Regions from separate parts of the Homo sapiens genome. Here region 1 is linked to region 2. Evidence: read pairs that join two places in POLR2A ChIA-PET (ENCODE). Cell type or tissue: PC-9. All regions are shown on one strand. Each heading gives the region's core, and the rest is flanking DNA. Links, peaks and the distances in the headings are about the cores only. Region 1 overlaps MLXIPL (MLX interacting protein like). Region 2 has its middle 9.1 kb from the start of CLDN4.

The links. Peaks named below come from ENCODE experiments on the same cell type or tissue, not always from the same donor. Only the 100,000 strongest peaks of a DNase experiment are listed, where the experiment ranks them.
Region 1: POLR2A ChIA-PET joins it to region 2 with 11 read pairs; 3 of 35 experiments call an interaction of 5 or more read pairs at or near these places.

The regions. Positions count from the first base shown.
Region 1 is chr7:73,592,871-73,607,884 of GRCh38, forward strand. MLXIPL (MLX interacting protein like) reads right to left here. Exons shown (of 17, transcript NM_032951.3): 3 at 14,720-14,802; 4 at 14,461-14,550; 5 at 14,104-14,148; 6 at 13,040-13,241; 7 at 12,818-12,898; 8 at 6,656-6,825; 9 at 4,312-4,843; 10 at 3,995-4,062; 11 at 3,769-3,919; 12 at 3,494-3,609; 13 at 3,283-3,402; 14 at 2,972-3,099; 15 at 2,767-2,890; 16 at 1,404-1,533; 1 more. The coding sequence ends at 995. Among named protein-coding and RNA genes, the nearest start is that of TBL2, 22 kb to the left of the region's middle. RefSeq lists silencers at 8,969-9,263, 9,989-10,283 and enhancers at 9,960-10,496, 9,989-10,283, 14,669-15,014. In PC-9, for the core only: no CTCF peak of the experiment used is centred there; no DNase peak of the experiment used is centred there.
Region 2 is chr7:73,814,415-73,829,428 of GRCh38, forward strand. No RefSeq gene overlaps it. Among named protein-coding and RNA genes, the nearest start is that of CLDN4, 9.1 kb to the right of the region's middle. RefSeq lists enhancers at 5,465-6,043, 7,838-9,037, 12,941-13,588, 13,589-14,236, 13,785-14,079. In PC-9, for the core only: no CTCF peak of the experiment used is centred there; DNase peaks (open chromatin) are centred at 8,237 and 10,747; H3K27ac peaks cover 5,843 bases.

The sequences.
Region 1 (15,014 bases), core at 3,905-11,904, 220 kb before region 2:
TGAGCCACTGTGCCCAGCCTTTTTTGTTGTTGTTATTTGAGACAGGGTCTCACTCTGTTGCCCACTCTACAGTGCAGTGGTGCTATCATAGCTCACTGCAGCCTCGAACTCCTGGGCTCAAGCGATCCTCCTGCCTCAGCCTCCTGAGTAGCTGGGACTACAGGCGCTCGCCACCACTACATCTGATCTTGTCCCACCTCCACTCAAAGCCCTCCAGCTGCTTCCAGCTCAGAGTAAATGCCCAGGCCCTCTGCAAAGCCACTTCCCACTGCCAACAGGCTCTCTCTCCATCCCAGTGTGAGACACTGACCAGCACACCAACAAACCAGCAGACAGTTTTTGCTTTTATTGGTCAAGAATTCTTTACAAAACCCACACACACACATCCACACACACACACACACATGATGCCTGCCCTGCTGTGGTCACTCTGGCCCTGGTGTCTCCTGGGATCAGGCCCTCCTGGCCTCTCCCAGGGGAAACCATCCTGCAGCCCCTCTGGGTCAGCAGTGAAGGAGCAGAGAGAGGGAACCTCCTTTTCTGCTTCTCTGCTCAGGAACAGAGGTCTGTGCCCCACCTGTCGGGGAGCAAGTGGAGGTGACAGAGAAACAGCATCCTCCTCTTTCCACCGTTGAGCCCCCGGAGTTGCCAGCCTAGGCCCCCAATGTCACAGCTGCCAAGGCCTGGGGGTCATCTGCTGATTGAACCTTCCCCATCCCCATTTTGCAGATTGAAACACAGCGGTCCAAAGACAGCGGACGAGTCACCCAAGGTCACGGTGCTGGAGCACAGTGGCAGAGCAGGGACGGGGACTCTGCTCTTCTTGACCTCCAGGAGGTGGCAAGTGTGAAACCTGGACCCTGCTCCACCCCCCAGGGAAGGGCAGAGCCAGGGCCTGGGGCAGGAAGGGAGTGCCCAGAGATGATCCCTGGAGCCCGTGCCCAGGGAAAGCAGCCCCCAGGGCAGCTGAGTGAGCAGCAGGGTCTGGCCAGGACTATAAAGGTTTGCCAAGGGTGCCCTCTGTGACTGCCCGTGTGGCTTGCTCAGGGATGCGGCCCGGGTCGGTCAGGATACTGGTAGATGTGCCCAGCTGGCGTAGGGAGTTCAGGACAGCTGGGTGGGAGACAGAGAGAGAGAGACAGACACTTCCTGGGGTCAGGGCCCTACCCTTGGATGTGGAACCAAAGGGATAGGGGGAGGTATTAGTTGGCAAGACTGTCACCCCCTCCTAGAACCTCTGTCTACAGGCGTCTGGTGGCCAGAGGACCATCTGGGGGATGCGGGGTGGCCACAACCCTAGGCTGTGTTGATGGCAAGCTGGATGTGGGATCTAAGCAGGGTGGAATGCTCCCTCCACCCCCGAGGCTGGGTCCCTCTAGCAGGCAGGGAGATGGCTCACGTACTTGGCCGGAGAGCGGGCAGAGAGCAGTACTGGTCCAGCCAGGCCAGTGAGGTCTGGCGGAGGGTGTGCACACTTGCCGTGGACACCATCCCGTTGAAGGACTCAAACAGAGGCCGGATGAGGATGCTGAACTGGGCCCAGGTCAAGGAGCTGCCTGTGGTCCAGCTGGTCCCCCCACACCACGTGGAGCCCTGATGCCCAGTTCAAACCAGGGGAAGAAAGGGCCTGGACACTGTCTAACGTTGAACCCCAATGACTCATGTTGCAGCCCCTACTTCTTCTTTTTTTTTTTTTGAGACGGAGTCTCGCTCTGTCACCCAGGCTGAAGTGCAGTGGCACGATCTCAGCTCACTGCAACTTCTGCCTCCCAGGTTCAAGCAATTCTCCTGCCTCAGCCTCCTGAGTAGCTGGGATTACAGGTGTGCGCCACCACACCTGGCTAATTTTTGTATTTTTAGTAGAGACGGGGTTTCGCTATGTTGGTCAGGCTGGTCTCGAACTCCTGACCTCGTGATCCACCCACCTCAGCCTCCTAAAGTGCTGGAATTACAGGCGTGAGCCACTGTGCTCGGACTTTTTTTTTTTTTTTTTTTGACAGAGTCTCACTCTGCTGCCCAGGCTGGAATGCAGTGGCACAATCTTGGCTCACTGCAACCTCCACCTCCCAGGTTCAAGCTGTTCTCCTGCCTCAGCCTCCCGAGTAGTTGGGATTACAGGCACATGCCACCACGCTTGGCTAATTTTTGTATTTTTAGTAGAGATGGGGTTTTGCCATGTTGGCCAGTCTGGTCTTGAACTCCTGGCCTCAAGTGATCCACCTGCCTCGGCCTCCCAAAGTGCTGGGATGACAGGCGTGAGCCACCGCACCTGGCTTGCAGTCCCTACTTCTGTCCTGCCAAGACCTTCCCAGCTCTCTGCCTCTCAGTCCCCTCCTCCTTGCCCCTCCACGGCCCTTACTGTGTGCTGAACCATCCCCCATCCCTGAGCTCCCTGCCTGGGCTCAGTCAAGAACTTGACCCCTGAGCCAGATCAGGGAGTGGATTCCAAGTCTTCTGTAGTCCTCACTCCAGAGTTCAGATTCTCCCAAACTGCCCTCGGGGCTTCCTGAGGTCAGGGCCAAGGCTCCCCTTACCCAAGGACTCCTCCCTCAGTTTCCCTCTCTGCTCCCAGCCCCCCATCCCTGGGCAATTTTGCTGGCCAAGATGGCCAGGGCATGGAAGCAGGGGGCAGAGCCAGAGCCTGTCACCTGGGAGCAGCTCTGAGCCTGCCCGGCCTGGAGAGCTAGGCCTCCATCCCAGGCCCAGCCTGGTCTCACCCTGCCACAGCCCCTGCAGCCCCCCAGCCATGGGCTTGAGGGAGGATACCACCCAGAACTTCCAGTTGTGCAGCGTACGGGTTCGGACGTAGTCATCAAACATGTCTCGCATCTGGTCAAAACGCTGGTGTGTGATGGGTACCCCTGTGGCGGGCAGCTGCTGCTGGCACAGGCTGGGGGCAGGGCAGGGGTCAGGGGCTGGGGGTAAGGCGGCATGGCCCCCTGGTCCCAGCACCCGCCTGGACCCTGCCTACTTAATGGCGGCATTGAGCTCCTCAATCTCATCCCGCAGCTGCTGGGCCTCCTCCTGCAAGCCCGCACGCTCCTGCTGTAGCATAAGGATGTACTCAGCTGTCTTCTGCAGCGTGGTAGCTTTGCTCACCTGCAGACGCCACCAGGGGGGCTCAGGCAGGTGCTAGAGGCTGTACCCTGGGACCCACTGAGGCACTGGGATGGGAGGAGGCAAGAGTGTCTGGAGCACTCCCCTGCAATTGAGTTTTGGGTGGGGGGGGTCCAGAAAGGGGCCCTGTGGTTTTGGGGGTGCCAGCCTGGGCCCGGGGCTCACCTTGAGGCTGGGCTGGGCACTGAGTGTGCTCACGAGCCCATGAAGGGTGTCAAACCCCAGCTTGATGTTGAAGCGCCGCTTCTGCTCCGCGGAGATGTGTGTGATACGCCGGTTCTCGGTCTCGGGGAGCAGAGAGTTGGGTGAGCCTAGGAAGGAGCCCAGGAGGGCCTGGGGGTAGCAAACCGATCTTGGGGTGGGGGATGGTGCCCACCTTGTTGCTGTCTGGACGGCCCCGGCTGAGGATGGGTTGCGGGGGAGAGACACGGACGCTCAGAGTCCCAGGGCCTGGCATGGAGCTGAGGTCCCCTGACAGCCGCCGTTCACTGCCTGTGGTAGGGACAGACAGACCCACAGAAAGACCGACCCAGGGGAAAGGGTCCCCATTGCCCCCTTCCTCTCATCTGGCCCCAGACCCAGTCCCCTTCTTCTTCCTCCTCTTCCCCTCATCCCCTAGATTCCCCCAATCCCTGCAACCCCTCTCTTTACCGCTGGGCGCTGGGGGTGAGAGCCGCTCCGCTTTGGGGACAAGCAGGGGCCTGGAAGGGGCCAATGTGGCCGGGCCTGGAGGTGGCCGGGGCGGTGTAGGGGCCGGGGTCGGGGGAAGGAATGTGCAGGGGAATTCAGGGACTGTCTCCTGCTGGGGTGGAGAAGGGCGGAGAGTCGGGTTGAAGGCCGTGGGCACAGCCCCACCGCCCAGTGCCCGAGATCTTACCGGGGACCCTGGGGACCGGAGGAGGGTGCTGGATACAAGTGGTGGCTCCAGGGCTTGCTCCGGCTTAGCTGTGCACGGGCAGAACCGTGAGGCTACTGGGGCTGGCCCACCCCCGGCATCTATCAAGACCCCATCCTGCCCCTCCCAAGAGTCCACACCCCTTTTAGGTACAGGCCCCACATCCCTCATTCCTTGCCACTCTGTCCCTTGAACTGGACCTGCCCCTTCACCTTCATCTTCTGCTCCCAAAACCCCCTGTCCTCCCCACCCCCTGGCCTCCCTCCCCAGGCTTTCCTCTCCCCGTTGCTGGCCCTCACCTGCTGTGAGCAGCTGTGTGAGGCAGGGGTTGTTGCTCCCCGCAGTGGTGGGGGGACTGGCAGTGGCAGGGGCTAAGGTAGGGGGGCTGGCTTTCTGTCCCCTAGGGGATGGGGCGGGGGGCTTGCCTCTGGGCATGGAGAAGCAAGGCCCAAAGGCAGGCTCCGAATACCCCAAGGGTAGAAGCTCTATGGGGAAGGGGGTGGGGGCTGGGCTGGGGACAGACTGTGGGGTGGGTGGGAAGGCTGCAGGAGCAGGCAGCGGAGACACTCCTGGGGCAGGAGGGACGGTGGGGAAGGGAAACCTGGGAGAGAAGAGAGGCTCTTCCTGCAGCAAAGCAGTGGGTGGTGCCATGGGAGGGAAGGGAGGTGGGGGGCAGGGCTCCAGGCCTGGCACCTTGGCAGGGGGAGGGTAATGCAGCAGAGGTGGGGGTACAGGAGGGGGTGGGAGCCGGGGCTTGGGGTCTTCAGGAAGGAGGAAATCAGAACTCAGGAAGGCGCTGGAGTCCAAGGGGCCAGGGCAGCTGTTCCGAGCCTGGTTGGGGGGACAGACAGACACTCAGAGAGCAGGGGAGAGAGCTGCCCCTGGCAGCCATCTGGGCCTCCCCTGCCCTGCCTTGCCCTGGCCAAACTCTAGACTGGGGCCCTGGGGAGAGATAGGAGAAATGAGCCCTGCCTTCCAACACACACAGGTGTGCGAACATATACATGCAGCAGGGAAATTACAATGAGAGGAGGGAGTCGAGTACATTTATGCAAAAAGCAGGAACAGCGGAGCATCAATCTTCCTGCCCGTCCATTTGTCTCCCAAATAACTTATTCATCCATCCATCCACTAACTTGTCCACCAATCCATCCACCAACCAACTCACCCATCCATTCATCATCCATCCATCCACTAACTTGTCCACTGATCCATCCACCAACCAACCTACCATTCCTTCATCATCCATCCACTAACTTCACCAATCCATCCACTAACCAACCCACCCATCCATTCATCAATTGTCCATCTACTACTTCATCCACCAATCTCTCCATCCATCCGTCTTCCATCCATTCACCTACCTATTTATCAATCTATGAACCAGCTCATCTACCACTCTCTCCACCAGCCTACCAGATATTAACATATTAACTAATCCATCCAACCATCTATACTTCCATCATTCATCCACCAACCCATCCATAATCCTTCCATCCATCCACCATCTATACATTTCCAGCCACTTAACCACCAATGAACCCATTCACTAATCCATTAAACTATTCATCTATGTATCCATCCACCAGCCCACCCATCCACCCAACCACTCACCTACCCATATATCCACCAACCCACGTGTGCCTCCACCGCAGTCTAAGATGCATCTATCCATTCACCAGCACGCCCATTCATCTGCACACTTGCTCATTCATTCAGTCACTGACTCACTCATTGGACAACCATTCACTGAGTGCTGTTATGTGCCTGAGCTGTATTAGGTATAGAGAATGCAGTGGTGAGCAAAACATAACCCTTTCAGTAAGGAGCTCACTGTCTGATGGAGGAGAGACACCCCTCAGCAACCGATTAGAATTAGCACCTGAAAAGTCTGATGATGGAGGGAAAAGGCCTATAACCAAGCAGCAGGAAGCAACTTCTGAACTGCACCTGGGGGCCAGGTGTGGTGGCTCACACCTGTAATCCCACCACCTTGGGAGGCCGAGGCGGGCGGACTACTGAGGTCAGGAGTTTGAGACCAGCCTGGGCAACATGGTGAAACCCTGTCTCTACTAAAAATACAAAAATAAGCCGGAAATCGCTTGAACACGGGAGGCGGAGGTTACAGTGAGCCGAGATCATGCCACTGCACTCGAGCCTAGGCGACAGAGTGAGACTCTGTCTCAAAGAAAAAAAAAAAAAAGAATTGCATATGGGGAATTGATGAACCAAAATGGTAGATTCACTGTTTCCTAAACATCCACGCTCAGCTTTCTGCCTCGAAGCTTTTGTTCCTGCTGTTCTCCCATCTGGCTTGAGGTCAGCCAGTCCCTTCTGTCCAAAGCTGACCTATTCTCTAAGGCCCAGAAACTCCCCTTCTCCAGGAAGCCTTCCACAAGCAACTGGCCCTTGGTGGAGCCCATTCCATGGTCTCCATGCCCTTAGCTTTCTCCCACAACCGTTTTGTCCAGTTCTGCTTCACGGGGTCCCTCCCAGAGGGCAGAGATGGGGTCTTTCTTTCCCTCCAATCTCCAAGCAGAAGACTGGGCACTCAGGGAGTGTCTGATACCTCCTGGACATGAACAGGGCAGGAACAGCTCTCAAGTGAGCTACACAGGGCTGGACGGGGTGGGGTGAGCTCACCTGCAGACGGCTGTGTCCAGAGAGGTGGGTCATGGCCGAGGAAGCCGGGGGCACCTCTGGGCCCAGGGTCCCACTGCTGAAGAGGGAGTCAACCACGGGGCTGAAGCTGGGGGGCTCTGGGAAGTTTGAAGGCATGGGCGGCTGTGGGAGGCGGGAGTTGGTAAAGAAATCTGTAATTCAGACACACAGGGCAACAGCAGTTAGGGCCAGGGCTATGGCTGGGAAACAGCTGAGAGGAGAGTGGCCTGTCCCCAGCCTTGGCGGGTGGGGACATGGGGACTGGCGGGCAGAGGGTGGGGGTCCCTTCCACAGAAGATTGTGAAACTGGGAGGGTTTCTGTCTCGATTAGGGGAAGCAGCAACCGTCTTGGGTGGAATGAGCTTGCGTGGGAGAGAGCAGGGGACTGTGGATGTGAACAGGGACCCCAGGAAGGAGCCCCCTCCCCTCCCCAGCCCCAGGCTTAGCTCAGGAAGTCCCCCTCCCCACCCCCTGGTGGCTCCCCTTCCCTGATCTGCTGGAGGTGCAGAAAGGGGGTGCCCAGAGCGAGTGCCAGGGTGGAAAAGGGGTACGGTGCTAGGGGAGGAGGCCTGGCATGGGAGGGGCCCCAGGGTGGCAGAAGTTCAAGAGGGTGAGTTGGAGATGAGGGGGAACGTGAGGTCACTGGGTCCGGGACAAGCTTGGTTTGTTGGAAGGTCAACAGGTGGAGCCTAGGAGTGGGGTGAAGAGTGTAATGGGGCGAGAGGGGCCTAAGGCTGGGCTCCGAGTGGGGTGGGGGCGAGAGGGGCCTAAGGGTGGGCTCTGAGTGGTGTGTGGGCAAGAGGGAGATATGGGTGGGCTCTGAGTGGGATGGGGGTGAGGGGGGTGCCTAAGGCTGGGCTCCAAGTGGGGTGTGGGCAAGAGGGGCTAAGGGTGGGCTCTGAGTGGGGTGGGGGCGAGAGGGGCCTAAGGGTGGGTTCTGAGTGGGGTGTGGGCAAGAGGGGGATACGGGTGGGCTCCAAGTGGGGGGGGGGTGAAGGGGGACCTAAGACTGGGCTCCAAGTGGGGTGGGGGCAAGAGGGGCTAAGGGTGGGCTCCAAGTAGGGTGGGGATGAGAGGGGGCCTAAGGGTGGGCTCCGAGTGGGGTGGGGGCGAGAGGGGCCTAAGGCTGGGCTCCGAAAGGGGTGGGGGCGAGAGGGGCCCTAAGGGTGGGCTCTGAGTGGGGTGGGGGCGAGAGGGGCCTAAGGGTGGGCTCTGAGTGGGGTGGGGCAAGGGGTCTGGGAAGCCTGCGAGAGCTGGGGGAGGCAGTAGCGGATTGTTTGGGGTGCGGGTTGTGTAAGTCCTGGGCTATTCTGGTTTTGGGAAGCAGCTGGCCACGGCCTGACCACATCCCGGGCCTGGGCGCCGCCCGCCCACCCGCTCCCTTCCGGGCACCTTTCTCTGACCCTGACCAGCCTGTGATCCGTGCCAGCTCCTGAGGCCTCTTAGTCTGGGCAGTTCCGACCCCACCGTGACAACTCCCCACAGACCTGGGTGGGCCCCAGCTCCCAGTTTTTTCCCTCCCACCCCCCTGCCAGGAGAGCTGCTCAAGTCTGCCTCCCAGGAGCCACCTCCAAGGAGACCAGGAGTCAGTTAGATAAGGTCACCCCAAACCCAGAACCCACTGCAGGGTCAAGTGTGTGTGTGTGTGTGTGTGTGTGTGTGTGTGTGTGTGTTTGTGTCTTCACCCCCAACCCCATCCCCCAGAGATAGAATCGTGCTATGTTGCCCAGGCTGGTCTCAAACTTCTGGCCTCAAGCCATCCTCCTGCCTCAGCCTCCTAAAGTGCTGGGATTATAATGAGCTTGCGTGGGAGACAGCAGGGGACTGTGGGTGTGAACAGGAACCCCAGGAAGCAGTCCCCTCCCCTGCACAGCACCAGGCTTAGCTCAGGAAGTCCCCCTTCCCATCCCCTGGTGGCTCCCTTTCCCTGATCTGCTGGTACAGAAAGGAGGTGCCCAGAGAGAATGCCAGGGTGGGAAAGGGGTGCAGGGCGAGGGGAGGAAGTTAGCCACCGTGCCTTGCTGTCACCCAGGTTGGAATGCGGTGGCACCATCTCGGCTCACTGCAACCTCCACCTCCTGGGTTCAAACGATTCTCATGCCTCGGCTTCCCGAGTAGCTGGGATTACAGGCATGCACCACCACACTCAGCTAATTTTTGTATTTTTTAGCAAAAATGGGGTTTTGCCATGTTGCCCGGGCTGGTCTCAAACTCCTGAGCTCAAGCGATCCTCCTGCTTTGGCCTCCTAAAGTGCTGGGATGACAGGAGTGAGTCACCGCGCCCGGCCCTGTGTGTCGTCAGTGGCTTTGCTTTGCAGGAGGGTGCAGAGCCTGTGTGTTGCAGTCGCTGAACCCTGGAGTCTCAGCATGGGGTCTGCACGCAGCCTCTGCCTACCCTCTGGGTGTCTGTCGCTCCGTCTGAGGCCATGTGAACCTGTCCTGCCATGATAGCATGGTGCACGTGCGTCTGCTCTGTGCCTGTCCGCGTGTCTAACCTCATGGCAAAACGGTGTCTTCTTGCTGTCCACCTGCCTGCCTGCCTGCCTGCCTGCCTTCCTGCCTGCCTGCCTGCCTGCCTGCCTGCCTGCCTTCCTTCCTTCCTTCCTTCCTTCCTTCCTTCCTTTCTTTCCCTCTCTCTCTTTCTTTCATCTCTCTCTCTCTCTTTCTCTCTTTCTTTCTTTTTTTTTTTTTGAGATGGAGTCTCGCTCTGTAGCCCAGGCTGGGGTACAGTGGCACGATCTCGGCTCACTGCAGCCTCCCAGGTTCAAACAATTCTCCTTGCCTCAGCCTCCTGAGTAGCTGGGATTACAGGCCCCCCTGCTGCCTTTCTTTAAAAGGGGGACCAGGCCAGGCGCGGTGGCTCACGCCTGTAATCCCAGCACTTTGAGAGGCTGAGGTGGACGGATCACCTGAGGTCAGGAGTTCGAGACCAGCCTGGCCAATGAGGGGAAACCCCGTTTCTACTAAAAAAAAAAAAAATACAAAAATTAGTCAGGCGTGGTGGCGGGCGCCTGTAGTCCCAGCTATTCTGGAGGCTGAGACAGGAGAATTGCTTGAACCCGGGAGGTGGGGGTTGCAGTGAGCCAAGATGATGCCACTGCACTCCAGCCTGGGCAACAGAGCAAGATTCCATCTCAAAAAAAGGGGGACCAGGTGGGAGATGGCGAGTGGTCACTGCTGCTCCCCCATCTCCCAGGGTCCACAGTTCCTGTCACTAGGTCCCCGAGGCCCTGGCTCTAGAATCAGCCTCATGCTGTGCCTGGCCCCAGGCCGCTGAGGGCCTAGGGCTCCTCCCTGCTCACAGCTGCTGCCCACTCCCTGGGTCCCGGGCAGGGGTCATGGGGCCGCAAGGCCCTCTCATCCCTGAGTCACCAGCCACCCGCTTACCATCGTTGCCCAGGCCTGTCCCCACCCTGCCTTGAGAGAAGTTGCTTCCCAGCCCGAGCTGCTCACCAGGGCCCAAGTCCCTCCCTAGCCTCTGTCCCCTCCACGGACCTGACCTGTCATCCCCTCCCTGAGCTCCTCTGCCTCTGGCTGCCTCCCTGAGCACCCCTCACTAAGCCTCCTGCCTCCATAGAGTTCTGGTCCCCTCCCTGGGTTTCCAGCCAGACCTCCCCAGTGGGAGGCTCTTGGGGGCAACGAGAGCTGCCGTCTTGGTGGTACCAGTGCGCTCTGCCCTCTGGGTACACGGAATGTTTGATAAGAGAGGGCCACACGAGCCACCTCCTCTGTGTGGCCCACACTTTTTCCCCCATGCGCCAGCAGCCACCCGGGCTTGCCAGACATCGCCTCCTAGCCCCAGTCCCTGCTGGTCTTGCCCAGACCCCAGGTGGGGGTGGCTGGGCTCCTACCTGTGGCCGGGCGCTGTGTGCCCAGACAGGGCCGCTGCCCTCCCAGGCTGGCCTGCTCCCAGGGCACTGCCATGCACACTTCTGCCCCTGGGCAGCCCCCACCCCCTCCCGGGACTGGAACAGGGGTGGGGGTGGTTCCTCATTCCCTAGTTCCCGCCCCATAGGCCTCCACCTCTTGATTGACAGGCCCAGGACCCCGTGGGGAAGGAATTAGGAGGTCACTAAGACTAAGCTTTATCCCAGGGACCCTCTTTCTGTCCCCAGGGGCTTCGATGAGACGGGCTGAGCCTGGATATCTACCTGGCCCGCACATAGCTCCGGGGGTCCCTAAATGTGTGGCTATCGGGAATAACCTGCAAGACCTACAGCGAAGTGAGGAAGGCCACTTGGAAAGTCAATTGTGAAAACAGAGACATTTGTCCACATGTGCTTCTACTGACAGGAGCATCTCTGGGAGGACACTGAGGAATCAGTAACTTGGTGGCCCTGTGGTCAGGAGAGGGAGGCAGGGACACTCATGACTTACAAAAATTGCTTTAGGCCAGACGCGGTAGCTCACACCCGTAATCCCAGCACTTTGGGAGTCCGAGGTGGGAGGATCGCTTGAGGTCAGGAGTTCAAAACCAGCCTGGCCAACATGGCAAAACCCCGTCTCTACTAAAAATACAAAAAGTAGCTGGGTGTGGTGGCACATGCCTGTAATCCCAGCTACTCAGGAGGCTGAGGCACAAGAATCGCTTGAACCTGGGAGGCGGAAGCTGCAGTGAGCTGAGATGGACTCACTGCATTCCAACCTGGGTGACAGAGTGAGACTCCGTCTCAAAAAAAAAAAAAAAAAAAAAAAAAAAAGCTTTACAAGATATGATGCATGCCTGGGATTTTCTTTAAAATAACGCACTGGGCACGGTGGCACACACCTGTAATCCCAGCACTTTGGGAGGCTGAGGTGGGAGGATCTCTTGAGCCCAGGAGTTCTAGACCAGCCTGGGCAATACAGGGAGGCCCTGTCTCTTCAAAACATAAAAAAAATTAGCCAGGCATAATGGTGCGTGCCTGTGGTCCCAGCTACTCGGGAGGCTGAGGTGGGAGGATCACTTGAGCCTGGGAGGTTGAGGCTGCAGTGAGCTGTGATTGTGCCACTGTACTCCAGCCTGGGCAACAGAATGAGACCCTGTCTCAAAAATAAATTAAATTAAAATAAAATAAAATAGAAACATAACAGAAGAGAAGGAATGTTCTCGGATAAAAGACTGGCCAAGAGTTGATAAGTCGGTGACATCAGTGATGGTGACTTGGGAGGTTTTTGCTGAGCTACTCTTTCTCTACTAGTGTGTGCATGTTTGAAATGTTCTCTAGTAAATAGTTTTATTTTTTATTTTAATTTTTTTGAGACAGAGTCTTGCTCTGTCACCCAGGCTGGAGTGCAGTGGCGCGATCTCGGCTCACTGCAACCTCTGCCTCTCAGGTTCAAGCAATTCTCCCACCTCAGCCTCCTGAGTAGCTGGGATCACAGGTGCCTGCCACCACGCCCAGCTAATTTTGGTACTTCTAGTAGAGATGGGGTTTCACCATATTGGTCAGGTTGGTCTCGAACTCCTGACGTCAGGTGATCTGCCTGACTCGGCCTCCCAAAAGTGCTGGGATTACAGGTGTGAGCCACCATGCCCAGCCTAGCAAATAGTTTTAAAATGCATTGTGTGAAAAATAAATAGACCCAAATAATTCAAAGTTCTTCTCTCCCCTGAGAGAGTCCCAGCCTTCACTGCTTTCTTGGGAGCCCCTGGTTCCCTGGCCAGGTACTCTCTTGGGCCCTGCCCCCATTGGAGGCCACACCAGCTGGACAAAAGGAGACCAGGAAGAACCCTCAGAAACCACCCAGACCTGCCAGGCATGGTGGCTCATGCCTGTAATCCCAGCACTTTGGGAGGCCAAGGCAAGAGGATGGCTTGAGCTCAGGAGTTTGGGACCAGTCTGGGCAACATGGTGAAACCCATCTCTACCAAAAATACAAAAAAAATTAGCCGGGTTTGGTGGTGCACACCTGTAGTCCCAGCTACTCAGGAGGCTGAGGCGGGAGGATCACTTGAGTCTGGAGGGCAGAGGTTGGCACCACTGCACTGCAACCTTGGTGACAGAGTGAGATGCCATCTCAAAATAAATAAATAAATAAAAAGACAGAAAAAAAGAAACGACCCAGACTATCAGCCCTCCCAGAGGGGCCTGGGATGGGCTCATCGGCCTTCCTCACACAGACCCTGCCCGTCCACCCGACCTGGGGAGGGGCTCGCCCCACCTGAGATGTCCATGAAGTCATCCAGGCTTGGCTGCAGTGGCGTCAGGTCCGGCTGGATCATGTCAGCATTGCCGACGTAGGCTGGAGGCAGCAGTGGCGACATCAGCAGCAGCAGGCAGGGAGGAGCAGGGTCCCCACCCCCATCCCCAGCCATCCCTCCCTTGGCCTCCTGGAATCTCACAGGCCTTCACCCCTCTCCCCTGCCCTTTCTCAGACCCTCACCATCCTCAGGCGGCAGCTGCAGGGGCGAAGGGCCGGACTGAGTCATGGTGAAGAGAGTGTCTGAGATGTCGGACAAAAAGCAATTGAGGTCCAGGAGCTGCCGCCCACCCGGCTCCTCCTCTGGGTCCCCCAGCAGCACGGGGACCACACTGGAGAAGAGCTGTTTGCACCATTGCTCCGGCGGCGGCCACCTGCCTTCCGCCTAGGGAGACAGAGCCGTCAGCAGCCGCTAGAGAGCTCCCACTGCCCCGATCTTCCATATCACCCCTCTCCAGGGTCAAGTGGTCAGCAGGACAGAGGGTCTGTCTGTTCACACCTCTGTCACCTTTCCCTAGTGGACCTAGCTTGCTGCTTGAAAGGCCAAGATCACTCCATTGGCCTCTAAGAACTTCCCCCAGGAGATAGACCAGGATGCAGATACAGGGGTCCCCTTCCTGCTCTTTAGATTTTTTCCTGTCTGGGACCCCAGTTCTTTGGTCCCTCTGGTTTTTTTTTTTGTTTGTTTTCTTTTTCTTTTTCTTTTTTTTTTTTTTGGAGACGGAGTCTCACTCTGTTGCCCAGGCTGGAGTGCAGTGGCGCAATCTCAGCTCACTGCAACCTCCACCTCCCAGGTTCAAGCGATTCTCCTGTCTCAGCCTCCTGAGTAGCTGGGATTGCAGGCATGCGCCACTATGCCCGGCTAATTTTTGTATTTTTAGTAGAGACGGGGTTTCACCATGTTGGCCAGGCTGGTCTCGAACTCCTGACCTCAGATGACCCACCCGCCTCGGCCTCCCAAAGTGCTGGGATGACAGGCGTGAGCCACCACGCCCGGCCTGGTCCCTCTGTTCTCCCATGCCTCCCACCACTTGCTCAATGACCTGGGGTCTTCTCACCACCTCACCCTCACCCCCCAAGAAGAGAAGAGCTCAACAAATGAACCACAGGATGGCAGTAACATCCCACATTCCACCCTCATGCCCAGCCACTGTCTTGCCCACTGAGGCGGAAACTGTCAACTCTGCCTCCCATCTACTTGGGGGGCAAAGGGATGCCCTTGCCTGCTGGACTTACAGAGCACCCACCTGCTTAGGGGCCAGGAGGTCATCTTCCCTGCTGGGCTTACGGAGCTGCAGGGACACACAGAGTTGGACACCGGATCCCTTGCCCCATCCTCCATCACTTTCCCCCCAAAGTCTCCTCTACTCACAAGCGATGAGATCCCCCATTTCCCATCAGGAGCTCACCCGACCCCTAGGTAAGGAGGCCGCTAGGAGACGCTGTGGCCACACGGTGGCGCTGTCGGCCCGGGACTGAATGGAGGGCCCGAGGGGCGCAAGCTCGGGGGTCAGGATCCCCTTTCCAGGGATCTTCCGAGGCGGGCGGTAGCCGGCAGCCGCAGGAGGAAAGCTCTGGGGCCTCCCTGGCCCTCCCCCACTGACCCGCTTCTTGTAGTAGATGCGCCACTTGTGGTATTCCCGCATCACCACCTCGATGCGCCGCTTCCAGTAGTTCCCCTCCAGGACCACGGCCTGGGGTAGGGGCCGGGGGAGGGGGATCAGTAGAGAGGGGAGCACCGCACACCCATCTCCCACCCTTCACCCCATCCCTGTCTGCTCAGCGCAAGGCTACAGGAGGCAGGGGCTGGTCTTGGTGGGTGGGCAGGTGGGCAGGTGGGCAGGCGGTCCAGAACCCAGCTACCTCCGGCTTCCGGTGCGCATCAGCCTCAGGCCCCTGCAGGGGGGTCACGAAGCCACACACGGGGCTCTTCCTCCGCTTCACATCTGAGAGAAGGGGGCCAGGTCAGGGGCACCCAGCTTCCTCATCCCCCACCTCACCCCAGGGGACTGGGACTCAAGTGACACCCTGCGAAATCCTGCTTGGCCTTTGACGTTCAGATTAAGTGCCCATGCTGCCTCCTCCAGGAAGTCTTCTCGGATGATGCTCTAGCCTCCTAGATCTTCCTTTTTTTTTTTTTTTTTTTGGAGATAGGGTT
Region 2 (15,014 bases), core at 4,572-12,571:
ATTCTAACTCCACTAGCTGTGTGACTCTGGGTGAGTCACTTTAATCCACCAAGCTTCTGTGTCCTGCGGGTTAATAGTGTCTGTGGGGGGCCAGCCTGGCATTGGACAGGCATTCGAGAAGTGCTAATTATTGTTTTTGAAGCAGCTTTATTGACATAGAAGTCACATATCATACAATTCCCCCTTTCAAAATGCACATTTCAATGGCTTTTAGGATACTCACAGAGGTGTGCAACCATCATCACGGTCAATTTTAGAACATTTTCATCACTACAAAGAGAAACTACAAACAAGAGCTGGGTGTAGTGCCTTATGTCTATAATCCCAGCAGTTTGGGAGGCCAAGGTGGAAGGATCACTTGATGCCAGGAGTTCAAGACCAGCCTGGGAAACATAGCAAGACCCTGCCTCTACCAAAAAAAAAAAAAAAAATTTAACTGGGCATGTTGGCATGCACCTGTGGTTCCAGCTACTCAGGAAGCTAAGGCTGGATGGTCACTTGAGCCCCAGGAGATTAGGGCTGCAGTGAACTATGATCGCACCACTGTACTCCAGCCTGGGTGTCAGAGTAAGACCCTGTCTCTAAAAAATAAAAAATAGAAAAGAGCTGGGTGTAGCAGCTTACATCTGTAATCCCAGCACTTTGGGAGGCCGAGGTGGGCGGATCACCTGAGGTCAGGAGTTTGAGACCAGCCTAACCAACACGGAGAAACCCCGTCTCTACTAAAAATACAAAATTGGCTGGGCGTGGTGGTGTGCTCCTGTAGTCCCAGCTACTCGGGAGGCTGAGGAAGGAGAATTGCTTGAACCCGGGTGGCGGAGGTTGCAGTGAGCCGAGATCACGCCATTGCACTCCAGCCCAGGTATCAAGAGCGAAACTCCGTCTCAAAAATAAAAATAAATAAATAAATAAATAATTGTTACTGGCCTTGTCCTCCAAGATAAAAAGGTCTGATCTCTCCCCAGTCCATCCAGAACACAGAGAAGGGAAATAATTGGGAAGGTCATTTTGGACCAGACTCATCCATGGTGATGTTAGATGGGACAGGGAATGCCACATCCCCAAAAGCGGTGAAGCCAGACGTACAGGGTGCTGGGTCAGATGCTGGAGAGAGAGCAGGGAATTGTGGCTTTGGTGGTCACGGAGCTGGGGACATGGGGACAGGGAGAGCCTTGTGTGTGTGTTCGCTGGTATGACCCAGCCCTTGGGTAGCTCTGGGGCCTGGGCAAGGATGGGCTGGATGAGGAAGCCAGGCAAGGAAGCAGGTCCATCCTGCCTTGAGCTGATCGTCTGCTGCCTCTGTCCCCTTGCCGTCCCCGCACTGTCCCTGGGCTGGCACACCTGCACTGAAGCTCTTCTCAGCATCTCACCCTGAAGATTCTGGCTTCTCTGGATGACTTCGACCCTTTTGTGCTGCTATAAAGGAATACTTGAGGCTGGATAAGGTTTTTTTTTTTTTTATACTTTACGTTCTAGGGTACATGTGCACAACCTGCAGCTTTGTTAGATATGTAGACGTGCCATGTTAGAGTGCTGCACCCATTAACTCATCATTTACATCAGGTATTTGTCCCAATGCTATCCCTCCCCCTTCCCCCCAAGGCTGGATAAATTTATAAGGAAAGAGGTGTATTTGGCTCATGGTTCTGCAGGCTGTACAGGACGCATGGTGCCAGCATCTGCTGCTTTTTTTTTTTTTTTTTTTTTTTAGACAGAGTCTCATTCTGTTCCTCCAGAGCTGGAGTGCAGTGGTGCAATCTGGGCTCACTGCAACCTCCACCTCTTGGGTTCAAGCAATTCTCCTGCCTCAGCTTCCTGAGTAGATGGGACTACAGGTGTTCACCACCACGCCCAGCTAATTTTTGTATTTTTAGTAGAGACGGGGTTTCTCTATGTTGGCCAGGCTGGTCTCGAAATCTGCCTCTTTATGAGAGACAAGGTTTCACTCTGCTGCCTGGTGGGAGTGCAGTGGTGAGATCCTAGCTCACTGCTGCCTCCAACTCCTTGGCTCAAGTGATCCTCCCACCTCAGCCTCCCAAGTAACTGGGACTATAGGTGTGCACTGGTACACCTGGCTAATTAAAAAATGTCCTTTTTTTTTGAGATGGAATCTCACTACGTTGCTCCGGCTGGTCTTGAACTTCTGGGCTCAAGTAATCCTCCCCAGCCTTGGCCTCCCAAAGCTTTGGATTCACAGGCGTGAGCCACCTCGCCCAGCCAGCACCCGTTTATGGTGAGAACCTCAGGAAGTTTCCAAAGGTGTTTGCAGATCACATGATGACAGAAGAAGGTAGAGAGAGTTGGTGGGGAGTGGGGCAAGGAGGTGGCAGGCTCTCTTCAACAACCAGTTCTTGCAGGAACTAAGAGTGAGAACTCGCTCCCTTCTGCAAGAATGGTACCAAGCCGTTCATGAGGGATCTGTTCCCAGAACCCAGACACCTCCCACCAGATCCAACTCCAACACTGGGGATCAATTTTCAACACTGGGCTGGGTGAGGTGACTCAAATCTGTAATCCCAGCACTTTGGGAGGCCGAGGTGGGCGGATCACCTGAGGTCAGGAGTTTGAGACCTGCCTGACTAACATGGTGAAACCCTGTGTCTACTAAAAATACAAAAATTAGCTGGGTGTGGTGGCGCATGCCTGTAATCCCAGCTACTCAGGAGGCTGGGGCAGGGGAATCACTTGAACCCGGGAGACGGATGTTGCAGTGAGTCGAGATCACGCCATTGCACTCCAGCCTGGGCAACAAGAGCAAAACTCCATCTCGGGAAAAAAAATTTCAACATGAGATTTCAAGTGGACAAATATGGAAACCATAAACCATAGCACCGGCCCCTCCACCTCCAGTTGCCCTCTCTCACCTTCTTTCAGCCACACCTCCCAGGCCCCAGGTCCTACCCCAGCTCTCCCATGCCTCCGGGCCTTTGCCACATGTTTTTCCACCTAGGAGGTGAGTTCCTCCTACTCACTCACCTGACTCTCCCCTTCTTAATTTTTCTCTCCAGTTTTTATTTTGCAAACTTAAAACCAGGCTGGCTGGGCGCAGTGGCTCACACTTGTAATCCTAGCACATTGGGAGGCCAAGGTGGGTGGATTGCTTGAGCCCAAGAGTTCAAGACCAGCCTGGCCAACATGGCAAAACCCCATCTCTACAAATAATACAGAAATTAGCTGGGTGTGGTGGCATGTGCCTGTAGTCTCAGTTAGGAGGCTGAGGTGGGAGGGCCACCTGAGCCTGGGGAGGTTGAGGTTGCAGTGAGGCAAGATGGCGCCACTGCACTCCAGCCTGGGCAACAGAGTGAGACCCTGTATCAAAAAAAAAAAAAAAAAAAGAGGAAAAAAGAAAAACTTAAAAAGCTACAGAAGCCTGAGTGCGGTGGCTTGAGCCTGTAATCCCAGCACTTTGGGAGGCCGAGGTGGGCGGATCACTTGAGACCAGTTGTTCAAGACCAGCCTGGCCAACATGGTGAAACCCCGTCTCTACTAAAAATACAAAAATTAGCCAGGCGTGGTGGTGGGCGCCTGTAATCCTAGCTACTCGGGAGGCTGAGGCAGGAGAATCACTTGAACCTGGGAGGCAGAGGTTGTAGTGAGCCGAGATCACACCACTGCACTCCAGCCTGGGCAACAGAGCAAGACTCCATCTCAAAAAAAAAAAAAATCTACGGAAAAGTTGCAGGAATAGTCCAGTGAACTTTCAGATGCCCTTTGCTCCAGTTCACCAAACGCTAACATTACTATGGTTGCAGTCTATCTCTTCTCTCCCTACATACACGCACTTCGCTTTTTCCTGAACCATTTGAAAGCTAGATGAATACATCATGACAATTGACTGTCCAGAACTTCAGCATGCATCTCCTATGAACAGGACATTCTCCACCAGAGGTTCTGGAACTTGAGCAACGTTGAGTACTGAGTCCTGCCCGCTGGCTCCTTCAATGCCCCTTTACTGCCCAAGCAGAAGCCAGGAAGTCTCCCTAGAGGAGGTGAGGCTGGGGCTCAGCTTCCCTCCTTTCTTCCTTTGATTTCCTCCCTCCCTCCTTCCCTTCCTTCTTTCCTTTCTCTCTCCCTCCCTTGCTTTCTCCCTCCTCCCTGCCTCCCTCCCTTTTTCCTTCCTTCATCCCTTCCTCCCTCCTTCCTTTCTTCCTTTTTTTTTTTGAGATGGAGTCTGCTGTGTTGCCCAGGCTGGAGTGCAGTGGCACGATCTTGGCTCACTGCAACCTTCACCCCCCAGGTTCAAGTGATTCTTGTGCCTCAGCCTCCTGAGTAGCTGGAACTATGTTGAGTGCCACCACGCCTGGCTAATTTTTGTATTTTTAGTAGAGACGAGGTTTCACCATGTTGGCCAGGCTGGTCTGAAACTCTTGACCTCAGGAGATCCTCTCACCTCAGCCTCCCAAAGTGCTGGGATTACAGGCTCAAGCCACTGTTCCCGGCCTCTTCTTTCTTTCTTCCAGCTCTTATTTTTTAATTTATTTTTTAAATTTTTATTTATTTATTATTTTGAGATCAGGTCTCGCTCTGTTGCCCAGGCTGGAGTGCAGTGGTACAATCTCGGCTCACTGCAACCTCCGCCTCCCAGTTTCAAGCAATTCTTCTGCCCCAGCCTCCTGAGTAGCTGGGATTACAGATGCCTGCCACCACGCCTGGCTAATTTTTTTTGTATTTTAAGTAGAGACGGGGTTTCACCATGCTGGCCAGGCTGGTCTCGAACTCCTGACCTCAGGTGGTCTGCCTGCCTCAGCCTCCCAAAGTGCTGGGATTAGAGGCGTGAGCCACTGGGCCTGGCCTACAGGCTTTATTTTTAAGAACAGTTTCAGATTTATAGAAAAATTGAGAGGATCATACAGAGTTCTGTGTATCCCCACACTTTCTCCTACTATTAAAATCTTACATTAATACTGCCTATTTGTTTCAGTTAATGAACCAATGTTGATATCAATATTGATACAATGTTATTAACTGAAGTGTATGCTTTATATGGATTGCCACAGGTTTTTTTGTTTATTTATTTATTTATTTTTGACAGAGTCTGGCTCGGTCACCCAGACTAGAGTGCAGTGGTGTGATCTTAGTTCACTGCAACCTCCGCCTCCCGGGTTCAAGCAATCCTCCTGCCTCAGCCTCTCGAGTAGCTGGGACTGCAGGCACCCGCCACCACATCTGGCTAATGTTTGTACTTTTAGTAGAGACGGGGTTTCACCATGTTGCCCAGGCTGGTCTCGAGCTCCTGACCTCAAGTGATCCTCCCTCCTCAGCCTCCCAAAGTGCTGGGATTACAGGCGTAAGCCACCTTGCCCAGCCACACAGTTTTTTATCTAATGGTCTTTTTCTGTTCCAGGATCTCATCTGGGATCCCATATCACATTTATTTACATACAATTTACACTTACTTACATACTATTTACATTTATTTACACATATTTGCATTCGTTTACATATATTGATTTCTATGGCTCTTCCCCAGTGTTCTGTTTCTGCTTCAGGAGCCCACCCAGGACACCAGGTGACATTTAGTCATCACGTAACGACGGCTCCTCTTGGCTGCCACAGTGTCTCAGCCTTTCCTTGTTATGACGATCTTCAGGTTTTAGGAGTGCTGGTCAGCTATATCGCAGATGCTCCTGTCTTGGGATTTGTCTGATGTTTTTCTCATGATTAGATTAGGATTATGGGTTTTTAGGAGAAAGATCACAGGTAAAGTGCCATTTGCTTTACATTCTATCACGAGTATAGATTATTAGCATGACAAATAACTACTGATGTTGACTTTGATCTCCTGGCTGGGGCAGTGATTGCCAGCTTTCTCCGCTGTAATGTTACCCTTCCTGTGCTGCACCCCTTGGAACGAAGTCACCCTGTACAGCCCATACTCATGTTATTCTCCCCGCCATGAGGGCAGAAGTATCTGCATACATTTTTTGGAGTTTAAAAACTTCTTTTAAACTAAAAAAAACACTTTTTTTTTTTTCAGGCAGAGTTTTGCTCGTCGCCCAGGCTGGAATGCAGTGGCCCGATCTCGGCTCACTGCAACCCCCGCCTCCTGGGTTTAAGCAATTCTCCTGCTTCAGCCTCCCGAGTAGCTGGGATTACAGGCGTGCGCCACCATGCCCAGCTAATTTTTGTATTTTTAGTAGAGATGGGGTTTCACCATTTGGCCAGGCTGGTCTTGAACTCCTGACTTCAGGTGATCCACCCGCCTTGGCCTCCCAAAGTGCTGGGATTACAGATTTTTTTGTTTCTTCTTTTTTTTTCCATTTTATTTTATTTTTTTGAGACAGAATCTCGCTCTGTTGCCCAGGCTGGAGCACAGTGGTGCAGTCTCAGCTCAGTGCAACCTCTGCCTCCGGGTTTAAGTGATTCTCCTGCCTCAGCCTCCTGAGTAGCTGGGATTACAGGTGCCTTCCACTATGCCCCGCTAATTTTTTGTATTTTTGGTAGAGACAGGGTTTCACCATGTTGGCCAGGCTGGTCTCTAACTTCTGACCTTGTGATCTGCCCACCTCGGCCTCCTAAAGCGCTGGGATTACATGCATGAGCCATCACACCCGGCCTCCATTTTATTTTTGTTTTATTCACAAAGACCCCAATAACAACTATTTTAATTTTTTGTTGGTTGGTTGGTTTGTTTTTGTGACGGAGTCTCCCTCTGTTGCCCAGGCTGGAGTGCAGTGGCGTGATCTTGGCTCACTGCAACCTCCGCCTCCTGGATTCAAGCAATTCTCCCACCTCAGCCTCCCAAGTAGCTGGGACTACAGGCATATGCCACCACGCCCAGCTAATTTTTGTACTTTTAGTAGCAACGGGGTTTCGCCACGTTGGCCAGGTTGGTCTCGAACTCCTGACCTCAAGTGACCCACCAACCTGGGCCTCCCAAAGTGCTGGGATTACAGTTGTGTGGCACCACGTCCGGCCTAAAATCTTTAAAAAAATTGTTTTTTTTTTTTTGTAGAGACAGGGTCTTGCTATGTTGCCCAGGGTGGTCTGGAACTCCTGACCTTAAGTGATTCTCTCACCTGGACCTCCCAAAGTGCTGGGATTACAGGCGTGAGCCACCTCGTCTGGTCCCACCAGTGATTTCTGATTCCTCAGTGTGACTGCAAGGCCAGTGAGCCCCAGGCCCTGAAGACATCACACAAACTGAAGCCTGGAGGTTTTTATGGCAGCCAAAGCTTGGCAATGGCTGATGGGACAAGTGAGGGCCTTCCCTTCCTGATGTCCTGGGACCGCATATATCCAGGTCAGAGTGGGAGCTACAGGAAGGACTGACTGTGAGTTCTCTGCCAGCCTGCTGAGATGGCAAAGAATGGGAATGAAATTGACTGAAAGAAAATAAACATGGATGCTTGTTGCACGGATGTGGGTGAGGAGAGCCAGCCTGTATGGGGACATGGGGATGGAGACTGATGCTGGGGGGGTAGTGACACCAACTGGGTGGCAGCTGGCAGGCCCCTGGGCATCCACACTCCCCCTGCTCAGTTGGAGAGAAGCAAGAAAGCATAAAGGGAGGGAGGGAGGGAGGAAAAGAGGTGGGAGATGAGTGCTGTGGGTGAGCGCTGAAGCACACTTCAAAAGCTCAAGCCACAATGCTTACGCCCTGATATAAAAAGAGCATTGAGTTGAGCGTGGTGGCTTACGCCTGTAATCCCAGCACTTTGGGAGGCTAAGGCGGGTGGATCACTTGAGGTCAGGATTTTGAGACCAGCCTGGCCAACATGGCGAAACCCTGTCTCTACTAAAAATACAAAAATTAGCCGGGCATGGTGGCGGGCGTCTGTAGTCCCAGCTACTCTGGAGGCTGAGGCAGGAGGATCGCTTGAACCTGGGAGGTGGAGCTTGCAGTGAGTGGAGATCGCGCCATTGCACTCCAGGCTGGGTGACAGAGTAAGACTCTGCCTCAAAAAAAAAAAAAAAAAATTGAAAAATTACAAAGCTCAAACCTAATCACCAGTGTGGCTGCTCCTGGCCCCACCCTGCCTCCTGCTCCCCAGGGGAGGGGACAGGTCAGAGAGGGGTGTGCCCTTCCAGGGGCCTGAGATGATCCAGACATGGGAGCTGGCAGGGAATGAGGGCTCCGGCAGGGCTGGGTCAGTAGGTACACCTGGCAATAGGGCAAAGATCTGGCAGCTGGACTTCTTGGGCTCTGAGAAGGCAAGAGATTAGTATCTGTGTGTGACAGGAGAGGGCGTGGCTGGTGTCCACCCATCCATGCTGGGAGACGTGGGAGAGATGGGGCGGGGACACAGGGCAGGAGAGAGGCCAGGCCTGGGGCCTCTGTGCCGGGAGGGATAATACGATCTCTGAGTCACCCCGAAATGGGGTGAGATGGTGCTGATGATCCCGGATTCCTTGGTTTTGTCCCTGGCTCTGTCACTGCTGACTCATGGGCTGCCGACCTAGGAGTCTCCTGGTCAGCGTGCGGGTTTCTCTCAGCCTCTTGGTGTGTCACAGAAGCAGACAGCTTCTCTGTAAACCGTCATCCTCAGGGGTGTGCCCGGCTTCTGGGTTCTGTGTTCTGGCATCCTCCGATATTCCAAGAGGAAGCAGGATAGGACGATCCCAGCTCCTTGCTCTGCCTACTGGTGACAAGACCTGTCCTGGCCTGGGACCAGGGGGGCTTCTCTGGGAGTCCTGGTTGGTCCTGAGACAGGGACACCCTCCCAGTGAAGCCCTACCTCCTCTGTCCTCCATCACCCAGCCCACAGCAAGGCCACCCTCCTGACTCTCCCTCCAATTAACCCAAGCTCCTGGGTTGCGCCCTTGAGGCCCACACCGATGCTCCCAACTTACTTTCCAGCCCTATTCCCTCACCTGTCTGGCTTCCGACTCCTCAAGTTGAGTTTTCCACAGATACTTCCTCCCCACACACACACCCGTTTTTGTCCCTGCTACTCTCCTTTTGCGAGAGCTCTCTCCTCTTCATAGGTCTCTAAGCTTTTACTCACCCTTCAGGTCTCCTCTCCACCTGCCACCTCCTCCAGGAATCCTGCCTGGTGTGCCCCAGGTAGAGTTGATTTTTCACTCTCCAGTGCTCACACAGAGCTTGTTTTCCCTGCGTGGGAGCTGTTTATTTAAATTCAGGCTGGCCTGATTACACCCTGATGAGCTCCATGCCAGCCCTGGGCCTGGCCCAGTGCGCTCAGCATGTCCTTCCAGAAAGAATGAAGGAATAAAAAAAGACGAAGAGTAATAAATAGGAGAGTAGGGGTAGAGGATGAGCCCCAGAATCAGACATTAGGCAGGGTGTGGATACCAGTCTTGCCATTATTCTGGTGGCCCTGGAATGTCACATCAGTTCCCAGAGCCTTAGTTTTCTCATCTCTAAGATGGGAATGGGCTAGGCATGGTCACACCTGCAATCCCAGCACTTTGGAAGGCTGAGGCAGGAGGATCACTTCTTGAGGCCAGGAGTTCGAGACCAGCCTGGGCATCATCGGGAGAACCTGTCTCTACAAAAAAATAAGAAGTTAGCTGGGTGTGGTGGTGCACACCTGTAGTCCCAGCTACACCAGAGGCTGAAGGTGGAGGTTTTCTTGAGCCCAGGAGTTTGAGGCTTCAGTGAGCTACGACTGTGCCACTGCACTGTAGCCTGGGTGACAGAGCGAGACTTCATGTCTTAAAAACAAAAACAAGAGAACAACAATGATGCCCCTGCACTGTTTTGCAGTGAGATAAAATGACTTCCTGTTATTCAATGTTATCCGAAGGCATTTAGGTTAGTGCCTGGCCCCGAAGCAGGTGCTCAAAACATGGTTTACTGGCTGGCTTGCTCCCTGAGAGGCCAGGGCAGAGGTGCCTGGCAGGAGGAGGCTGCCCTGAATGGGGAGAGGGAGGGGTGGGGCTGGAGAGGATTGACTCCTCCATCAGATTAGAGGGTCTTCAGGAATTCCACCGCCCTTAGGTCCTCTTCCTCCCTCGCCTCTGGGAAATTGGAGTAAAATCCAGTAGAGACAGGACTGCCCTGAAGTGAGGAGGCGGGAGCCGGAGGGAGTCGGGGAGGTGGGTGGGAAGGAGGGTTTATGGACCTCCCTGTGAAGTGGGGGAATGGCCTGTGAAGGGCTGGACAGCTGGGTAGGATGGTGGGAATGCTGAAGGTCACGGTAAATACGGGCTTGCTAATTATTTATTTATTAGAGATGAGGTCTTGCTCTGTCACCCAGGTTGGAGTGCAGTGGCATGATCATGGCTCGCTGTAGCCTCCAACTCCTGGGTTTAAGTGATCTTCCTGCCTCAGCCTCCCGAATAGCTGGGATTTACAGGTGTATGCGACCATGCCTGGCTAATTAAAAAAAAAAATTTGTTTTTGAAAAAGGGTCTCACTATGTTGCCCAGGTAGGTCTTGAATTCCTGGCCTCAAGTAATCCTCCTGCCTCAGCCTCCCAAAGTGCTGGGATTACAGGCATGAGCCACCATGCCTGGCCAGGTGTTTTGAAACTGACAGACATAAACTGAAATCGATGCACCGATTTGGGGTAAAGTAATTTAACAACGGTCCTCTAAGTCCTGTCCCCTGTGTAAGCCTCCTCCCCTTCACACAGTCATCTCTTCTGAGTCTCTCTAACTAAGCTCTCTCACCGAGTCCCCTCCCTTTGCTCAGCCCCTCTCCCCATCCTTGCCACCAGAAGTGCCAGACCCTGGGACTCCAGCCAGGAGGCATCAGTATGGTCTTTCTTCTCTTCCTTAGAAGAAACCCCAGAGGTGGCCACCGCCCCCACCCACGGCCCACGTGGTGCCCAACCTGGGGGCAGCACCCGCTCAGCCAGTCTCGCCAGACTGGTCAGCCAGGCCTGCCATCACCCAGCACCAGGCCGAGGGGGTGGATGGTCCGCTGGTGTGGGCGGTCAGGCTGAGGGCCAGGGACTCTCCTGTTCAGCCTGGTGCCAGGACTCCAATCTGAGCTCAAGGACTTCAGAAAGAAATAGGATCTTGTTGCCTAAAGAAAGAAAAAAATTCCATCCTTTACTATTTTTTATTTTTTGAGTTGGAGTCTCACTCTGCCTCCCAGGCTGGAGTGCAGTGGCGTGATCTCGGCTCACTGCAAGCTCCGCCTCCCAGGTTCACGCTGTTCTCCTGCCTCAGCCTCCCAAGTAGCTGGGACTACAGGTGCCCACCACCATGCCCGACTAATTTTTTGTATTTTGAGTAGAGATGGGGTTTCACCATGTTAGCCAGGATGGTCTCAATCTCCTGACCTCGTGATCCGCCCACCTCCGCCTCCCAAAGTGCTGGGATTACAGGCGTGAGCCACCGTGCCCGGCCTACTGTTTTTTATTTTTTAAGAGACAGGATCTTGGTCTGTCGCTCAGGCTGGAGTGCAGTGGTGTGATCTCAGCTCACTGCAACCTCTGCCTCCTGGGTTCAAGCGATTCTCCCACCTCAGTCTCCCGAGCAGCTCCCGACCACAGGCACACGCCACCATGCCCAGCTAATTTTTAGTATAGACGGGGTTTCACCATGTTGGCCAGGCTGGTCTAGAACTCTTGGCCCAAGTGATCCTTCCACCTCAGCTTCCTAAAGTGCTGGGATTACAGGTGTGAGCCACTGTGTCCGCCCTAGGAATCAATTTAATATACACTGGCTTCCCTGGCTTTAGTCTTCCTGTTCCCAGAAGACGTGGAGTACGGGCTCTGGGAGCTAGACTGCTCAGCTCACAGAGATCTTTTTGGCTGCAGGACAGTGGTCCATCACTGGCCCTGGGGCTCAGATGCCAGCGGGAGCTTGGGGTTAGAAGGGAGACTTTGTTTTTGCCCCTTTGCTAGGGACTCCCAGGGAGCTGAACTCAGGGCAAGCTGCATGTGTGTGTGTTACAACTGGGGACTTGGGGCCAGGCGGGGTAGCTCACGCCTGCAATCCCAGCATTTTGGGAGGCTGAGGAGGGCAGATCACTTGAGGCTAGAAGTTCGGGACCAGCCTGGCCAACATGCTGAAACCCTGTCTCTACTAAAACTACAAAAATTAGCTGGGCGTAGTGGCGAGCACCTGTAGTTCCAGCTACTCGGGAGGCTGAGGCAGGAGAATCGCTTGAACCTGGGAGGCAGAGGTTGCAGTGAACCGAGATTGCACCACTGCACTATAGCCTGGGTGACAGCGACATTCCGTCTCAAAAAAAGAGAACAAAACAAAACAAAACAAAACAACTGGGGACTTGGCCAAGCCCCTGGAACTCTGGGGACAGGGGTCTGAAAAGTCCTAGCTCCCACCTGTTATGATCAGGATCCGAACTGCGCAGCAGCTGCTTTGCGTACGGAACTTTGCTCCCTCCTCTTGTTATTAAACTTTTTGGCTCACAAAGCATTTTTACTTCCTTCTCTCATTTCATGTGTATCTCAGACTGGGGAGTGGGCCCCAGTGTTCTCATTGTACAAAGGAGGAAGTTGGGGCTCAGAGATGGAATTGGCTTCTCCAAGGTCACAGGGCTGGTAGGATGGCTTATGGATACACAGCTTCCCAGCTTTTGTCCTGAGCTTTTTGGCTCATGAAGCATTTTCACATCCCCATCTCATTTCACGTCTGTTTTTGTTTTTGATCCTGGAGGGGGTGCAACATCCTCATTTTTACAAAGGAGGAAGCTGTGGCTCAGAGATGGTTCCTGGGCTGGAAAGATGGTTTATGGGGTGGGCAGAGATGGGTGAGCTGATCTGGTGGTTTTTATCCTTGATAGAAACCAGCAGGTGTGGCCAGGCGCAGTGGCTCACGCCTGCAATCCCAGCACTTTGGGAGGCCGAGGCGGGCAGATCATCTGAGGCTGGAAGTTTGAGACCAGCCTGGCCAACATGCTGAAACCCTGTCTCTACTAAAACTACAAAAATTAGCTGGGCGTAGTGGTGTGCGCCTGTACTCCCAGCTACTCGGGAGGTTAAGCCATGAGAATTGCTTGAACCCGGGAAGTGGAGACTGCAGTGAGCAGAGATCGTGTTGTCTCAAAACAAAAAACAAACAACAAAAACAACAAAAAACAACAACAAAAAACAAAAAAAAGCACGTGATCCAATTCTGTCAGCACAAAATCACACAGTGCATGTTATAAAGAAGAAAAAGAAAATAAATGAGTGCCAACCCTGTACTCTCTGACCCCAAAACCAAGGTGATGAATGGCAGATGTCTTATAAGGTGTTCCTGTAAAAGATCTTCGGGCTTTGGGAAGAGGGCCAGATGCAGGCCTAGAGGTAAATTTCCTTGTTTTCCTCTGCCTTAGGGCTATGGGAGCTGGAGCGGAGAGGAGAGAAGCACCTTGCCTTTGCTGGTGTTTTTCCCGCAGCAGGTGGGTGGGACTGAGCCAACGGTCTCTTGGCATCAACAAAGCATCAACAAATCTCTCTCCAGCTCCACTTGTGCTGAGCTACTGGCTGATCCCCAAGGACATCCTTCTGGCCTCTCCTTCACACCTGGGTCCCCTAGCCCTGCGTGAGCTCTGTGCTTCTTCCCCTGCCCTGTGTCTGCTCTATGCCTGGAGCCTCTGTACCTGCCCTCTCCTCAACCCCCAACCCCTCCCTGCTCTCAGCTCCCGATACGCGTGGCTATGCCTGGGAGGGAAGGACAGCTTCTTAGGGCCACAGGTGGACTGTTGTAGGGCTTGCATGCTCCCCTCCCCCATGCCTGCTTCTCCAAGTGGCACTTGGCTGTGTCCCAGGAAAGCAAGGGCAGGAAGTGGCAGGGCGGGGGCCGGGGGCCGGGGGGGCAGGAGGCGGGCGGGGGGTTGGGGGGGGCAGGTTCTGGCCATCTGGCCAAGTCACGTGTCTACTCAGAAAGCTTGTTAAAGGCTACCTGGCTGGGACCACAGGTAAGAGGCACCTGGGGAAGGAGGCACCCATGCTGGAGTGCCCACCCGTCCTGGGCAAGGCCCTGGCCTTCTCTGGGCTTCAGTGTACTCCTTTGAGCCAAGGCAATAAAAGTCCCTGCCCTGCTGACTGGCAGGAGGCTGTGATGAGGTCATCTCCAGGAAAGCACTTATCGCCAATCATGATGTTACTTATCTCTGGTGTTATTCAGCCCATAGGCTCTGTGTGTAGAGGGAGCCTTGTAAAGAAAGCCCCAGGGAGGCGTGGTCTGGGCAGAAACCATCTCTGTTTGCTTTGGTGTGTGTGCCTATGATGGGGGTCAAGGTATAGGAGTGTGATTTGAAACTGGAGAATGCTTCGTTCTTTCCATCATCAAACATGTCTTTTTTTTTCTTTTTTTTTAGATGGAGTCTCGCTCTATCACCCAGGCTGGAGTGCAATGGCGCGATCTTGGCTCACCGCAACCTCCATCTCCCAGGTTAAAGCGATTCTCCTGCCTCAGTCTCCTGAGTAGCTGTGATTACAGGCGTGCGCCATCACACCCAGCTAATTTTTGTATTTTTTAGTAGAGATGGGGTTTCACCATGTTGGCCTAACTCCTGACCTCGTGATCTGCCCATCTTGGCCTCCGAAAGTACTGGGATTACAGGTGTGAGCCACTGCACCCGGCCCAAACATTTCTTTTTCTTTTCTTTTGAGACAGAGTCTTGCTCTGTTGCCCGTGGCTGGAGTGAAATGGTGCGATTATAGTTCACTGCAGCCTCAAACTCCTGGCCTTAAGCGATCCTCCCATCCTGGCCTCCCAAAGTGCTGGGATTATAGGCATGAGCCGCAGCAACCACTCCTCACATTTCTTGAGCATCTGTGATGTATCAAGCCAGATGCTGGGCACTGAGGTTGCAGAAGGCATTGTTCCTGTCTTCTAGGAGCCCCAGGCTAGCAGGGAAGACGGATGTGTATAGAGTTAACCACAATACCAGGCCTCAACTTCCCGTCTGTAACACAGGTGGACCATGCTAGATTGTCCCAGCCTGCCCTGTGCTTCATTAGCCGGTCAACAGATCCATCTCAAATACCTCCCATGGGTACTCACTGATTGCTTTAACCCAAACCATGGCACTCTTGAAGACTTTCCCTCAGGAAGCTCAAGGACTATGCATCCTTCTGGGTCAGAACTGGACACACAGCCACCAGTGCTGGACAATGGCGGCGGCTCAGGGACACACTGGAGCC